Linked DNA regions of Homo sapiens: region 1 is linked to region 2. A link is a loop called in an ENCODE intact Hi-C map of the cell type or tissue named here. Cell type or tissue: IMR-90. All regions are shown on one strand. Each heading gives the region's core, and the rest is flanking DNA. Links, peaks and the distances in the headings are about the cores only.

What was found. Hi-C counts contacts between places; a loop is a spot of excess contacts. Peaks named below come from ENCODE experiments on the same cell type or tissue, not always from the same donor. Only the 100,000 strongest peaks of a DNase experiment are listed, where the experiment ranks them.
Region 1: a loop joins it to region 2, with 6 times the contacts of the local background. A loop is called at or near these places in 2 of 110 quality-filtered maps.

What each region holds. Positions count from the first base shown.
Region 1 is chr18:60,026,008-60,028,938 of GRCh38, reverse strand. It overlaps LOC105372152 (a long non-coding RNA gene), which reads right to left and starts at 1,873. Exons shown (of 2, transcript XR_935549.2): 1 at 1,756-1,873. In IMR-90, for the core only: no CTCF peak of the experiment used is centred there; no DNase peak of the experiment used is centred there.
Region 2 is chr18:59,975,933-59,978,863 of GRCh38, reverse strand. No RefSeq gene overlaps it. Among named protein-coding and RNA genes, the nearest start is that of PMAIP1, 77 kb to the right of the region's middle. In IMR-90, for the core only: no CTCF peak of the experiment used is centred there; no DNase peak of the experiment used is centred there.

The sequences.
Region 1 (2,931 bases), core at 136-2,635, 50 kb before region 2:
GTCTTTTGTTTGCAAACCTATAGTAAGATTAAAGGAATACTCCAGGCACTCTTACAGTTCACTTAGATTCACCAACTGTCAGCATTTTGCTACATTTGTAGATAGATAGAGAGATGGAGAAATAACAAGAGAGAGAGAGATACAACTTGTATGTGTTTTCATGGACCTCAATACAGAGATAGATATTATTTATTGTACAAGTACTTAAAAATAAGTTTTAGATGTAAAAATTTCAACATGTATACCCTAGACACAAGGACACTCTCCTACATAAACAGAATTCTATCATCATAATGAAAAAAATTAAGATTGCTTTAACTATGTTATCTAATACACAGCTCATATTCAAATTTCCTCAATTGTCTCAATATTGGCAACTAATAGCTTTATTTCTGCCACATTGATAGAATAAATGAGAGAAATGACATGCAGAAAATGCATTTGATGAAATTTAATATCATTTCATGATTAAAAAATAATTCTCAGCAAATGAACTCTAAAAGGGAACTTCCTTCTGATAAATATTATGTATGAAAAAACCTACTGCTAACATTATACATAATAGAGAAATCACTGAAAGCTTTCTTCCTGAGATCAGAAAAAACATAGATGTTCATCACCTCTATTACACCTAGCCAGTGGAATAAGGCCAAAATAAATACATAAATAGTATAATTATTGGGAAAAAAGTAATCATGTAATTATTCACAGATGACAGGATTGCATACATAGAAAAGCCAAAAGAACTCCAACGATAAGATTTTTTAAAGAATTTAGCAAAGTTGGTGGATGCAAACTCATATGGTATATATGTACATATTACTTTTAAAAATTGAAGAATAAAATAAAAATCAATACCGTACACAACAGCATGCAAAAAACCAGATACACAGGGATAACTTATTGAAAGACGTGCCCTTTGATTTACTGAAAACTAAACTGTTGCTGAGAGAATAACTAAATAAATGAACACACCATGCTCATGAATTGAAGACTCATTTGTAAAGACGTCAATTTTCCCCAAATCTATCGACATATTCAATCTTACCCCATTCATCCAGCAGGTGTTTTGGGGAAATCAATAAGATGATTCTAAATTTTATATGGAAATGAAAAAGACCAAAAAACAAAAAACCTGATCGAATTTTAAGAACAGATTTGAAATTTTTTCACTACCAACAAGATTCATTATGAAATCACAGTATTCAAATAGCATGATGTTGATTCAATGATGAACAAACTGGTGAAACTGTGGTACTTTGTTCCAGCAGCAACTGGAAACAAACACACAGAGACACACAGGGCCAATTGTTGCTTGGTCATGTTAGCCTGCATGCCCAGCCCCACGGGCATATGTGCATTCTACATTCTGTGTCCTGTATCTGCTCAGATACTATCTCTCACAGTGTATTTTGGATATAGTTTCTTCAAATATACCAATCCCTGTACAATTCTGTTCCTATCTGTATTTTGTCTGCTGTTAGTACATTCATTGAGTATTTAATTTTAGCGATCCTATTTTTCATTCCTAGGACTTTATTTTCGAATCCCTTGTTTCTTTTTCATAATCTTTTGTTTTACTTGAAATCTACTTCTCACTGGCAGGCACAGTGAATCACACCGGTAATCCCAGCACTTTGGGAGGCTGAGGCAAGCATAACACTTGAAGTCAGGAGTTCGAGACCAGCCTGGCCAACATGGTGAAACCCCACTCTATTAAAAGTTTAATAATTAACTGGGTGTGGTGGTACATACCTATAATTCCAGCTACTCCGGAGGCTGAGGCAGGAAAATCCCTTGAACCTGGGAGGTGGAGGTTGCAATGAGCTGAGATCATGCCACTGCACTCCAGCCTGGGCAACAGAGTGAGACTCTGTATCAAAAAAAAAAAAAAAAAAAAAAAAAAAAAGGGAAAAAATTGACTTCTCTTTTTCATCATTTTAACCCTTTTTAAAATTTTTAAATTGTTCTAGTATTTCCAATTCCTATGCAATTAACACTCATCTTTGCAACATCATTTGCTTTCCTCACTAGATTTTCTTAATTGACAAATAATAATTGTATAAATTTATGCTCTTCGATGGGATGTTTTGATATATTTATAGTAGAAATATTTTTTATTATTTTTTGAGTTTGTCTTTAGCAGTGACTTATTATTCTATGAGTGTCTCCTGTACCTTGGGTTACAAGAAAATTTTACATTTGCATCTGAGAAAGGGCCAAAGGAACAAATTCCTCATGGCTGACTTGTTTTTCCCATCCAGGCTTCCCAGTACTGTTCAAGGAAAGTGAGTGGAGTTGAAGTTTAAGATTCAGGCATGACACTTGCTCCGAGCTCTTTCACTTCATATGCACCTGCGACCACTATTTGGCCATCACATATACCCAGTCCCCAATCACTGTGGGCTTTCAGTGTCTCCTTGCTATTCTCATTTTTATTTCCAGTTTTGGCGTTAGTCCTGGAAATTACAGTCTTTTGAGCTCATTTTATGTTTATAAGCATTTACAAGATGTCCCATTTGCATAAGCTCAGATTGTTACATTGCTGGAAGGTCAAACATTTGTCCTTTGAAAAGGGGTGTGATAAAATAGTTTACTTTTATCTTATTTATTCTGCATTATGATTCTGTGCGGTAGATAGTAAATTTATATATAATAAGTTCAAATATTAAATAGATTCAGCAATAAGCAGGTTTGTCTCACAGAAGAGGCAGGATTCAAAAGCAGGTGCGTCAGAAGCCCAGGGGCATGTTCTTAGACAATACATATTTTTCCTTGTAAATTTCCTTTTTTCTGTTAGGTTAAGAATTTGTTTCATATACACAGAAAAATATGATAAATAGATTGACAGTGAGAGAAAGAGAGGGATGTTTTCTCTGTGAAGAAGTGCCCAATATCATTAGTTATTCTAAGAAAAATTAGAAAGAGCTC
Region 2 (2,931 bases), core at 92-2,591:
TATTATTAGTTCCATCTATTATCCTAGGGCCTTTTCCCCCTCAACTTTCACATATCTCCTGAGGGAAAAACAAATAAAGGAGAGAACTATCTTCTCATTCACCCACCCTTTCTTTCATGTCTTTACTGGTAATAAATTCTTCTGAACATCTAGAGCCAAGCTGTACACATCCTCTATTCCTCAAGAATGTTGACGTCTCCTGTCTTGGATCTTCACCAGTCAGGATCTAGTCCATGAGGGAGTTAGTATAAGAAGGCATTATCCTACAGATCTCAGCAGTGGTTCCTCTGTTGTGCTTCTCTCTTTCTTGTGTGGAAGAAATAAACGGAGACCATCCAAATGAGAACAAGGAAAGGTGATTCATTCAGAGCTTGCTCTAGCAAGAGAGCCAGCCGCAATCGCTTGTGTTTGGCAGAGCTGCAAAGGCAGGCAGAGAGATGGAATAGCTTTATAGTGGAAAAACGGGAGGCTTGGGTATACCCTGTTGTTGGCCTGGGGAAGCTGCAGGTAGACTAACTAGAAGCCTACCCAACCCCTTCTTCAAAGTGCCTGTCTCTGGTCTTTGCCTGAGACTACACTTCCCAGCCTGTCAGAATGGCCACATTGCTATCTGTAACCCTTTACAAGAAATAAAGTATCCTTTTCCAGATTTGTACATCTTACGATTTTTCTTCAGTTAAGTGCCTACACAGAGCACTTGGTTAGCGGTCATATTTGACATTCTTGATTGGTTAGTTGTCATATTTGACATTCTCCTGACATTTAACTTGATTGGTTAGGGGTCATATTTGACATTCTCCTGTTGGTCCTATGTTGTAAGTGGAGACAAAAATTAAGGAAGCTTAATTACATAGACCATGTTCTTGACTGGGAATATAATAAAGATGTCAATTCTCTCCAAATTAATCTGTAAATCTACTAATATTCCATTTCAGATTTCATTAAGGTTTTTGAACTTGACAGGCCAAAGTTAAATTTCATTTGGAAGAGCAAAGGGCCACAAAACCACTTTTAATGAAAAAGAAAGGGGAAGTCCTTATTCTAAGGAATATCACTGTAAAATGTAATGATTAAGACATTGTGATCTTGACGTAGTAAAGACAAAAAACATAGGTGAAACATATTAGAAAGTAAATATAGAAATCTGATGTACACTGAATTAACATTATAAATCAGTGGGAAAAAATAAACTATTTAAAACATGGTTTGGAGTCTATAGAAAGAGATTATTAAGATCCTTAAATTCACCCCATAGATAAAAGTCAATTTTAGGAGAATTAAAAGCCTAAATGTGAAAAACAAACTTTGAAAAATTTCAGAAGAAAATGTAAGAGAATAACTTTTTAAAGTTGTGATAAGGGGCCAGGCACGGTGGCTCATGTCTGTAATCCCAACATTTTAGTAGGCCAAGGTGGGAAGATTGCTTAAGCCCAGGAGTTCAAGACTAGCATGGGCAATATAGTCAGACCCTGTCTCTACAAAAAATTAAAAATTAGCCGGCCATGGTGGCACACACCTGTAGTCCCAGCTACTTGGGAGGCTGAGGTGGGAGGATCTCTTGAGCCTGGGTGTCGAGGCTATAGTGAGCCATGATTGCATCACTGCACTCCAGCCTGGGCAACAGAGTAAGACCCCATCTCTTTTTAAAAAAAAAAAAATGTGATAAGGAAGGAAATCTTATATAAGATACAAAAAGTATAAATCATAAGAGAAAAAATCGATTAACTTAACTACATTACTTCCTGAAACTTTTATGTGAAAAAAAGACACATTTAAAAAAAGAGAATATAACGAAAACCACCAAATTATATAATTTTAAAAGGGTGAGTGGTGGCTGGGTGTAGTGGCTCACGCCTGTAATCCCAGCACTTTGGGAGGCTGAGGCGGGTGAATCACGAGGTCAAGAGATCAAGACCATCCTGGCTAACATGGTGAAACCCCGTCTCTACTAAAAAAAAATACGAAAAATTAGCTGGGCGTGGTGGTGGGCACCTGTAGTCCCAGCTATTCAGGAGGCTGAGGCAGGAGAATGGCGTGAACCCAGAAGGTGGAGCTTGCAGTGAGCCGAGATCGCGCCACTGCACTCCAGCCTGGGCAACAGAGCGAGACTCCGTCTCAAAAAAAAAAAAAAGGTGGGTGGGTGGTATGGTATGTAAATTATATCTCAATTAAGCTGATATTTACAAAGTGTAAAGGCTTAAAATAAAAATAACCTACCACTTTATACCCGTAAGATTGGCAAAATGTTTAAAGTCTGGCAATACCAAGGGTGTGCAAGAATGTGAAATATACTGTGGGAATAAATGCTGGGGAGATATAAATTGTTACAACCACTTTGAAATTTGTCAATGTCCAATAAGCTTGAAGATGTTTGTACCGCATCATCCAGAAGTTCATGTCCACATATATATACTATAGAAACTTGAACACGTGTGACCTCAAAGACTTGTAAAAAATGTGCACAGCAGCATATTAAAATCAAAAAATTTTAAACTCATCTAAATAATCACTAAGGGAAATGTTTAAATTATGGGATATTCATAAATGAATTACTGCATAGCAGTCAAGAAGAATAAACAAAAGCTGCACGAATCAACATGGTAACGCTATGTTGCTACATGTGGAAAATGGGGGCAGGGAAAGAATCTGAAGGGGACACAAAGGGAGCTTCATATAGACCAAGCTTCAGTTCACATCTGTGGAATGTTTTATTTTGTGTTTCCAAAATCTGAGGCAAAATGTAGCAACAATGTCATTTGTAAGATCTGGGCAGTGGTACATGAGTGTTTATTATCTTATTTTTGTACTTTGTATATCTGAAATAATTTCAAAAGAAAGGAAATCCCTTTGGTGTTTAATAAACATGAATTATTCTAAAATTAGAGTAAACATTAATAATATTTTTGATGTCAATACATCTGTTCTATCCAA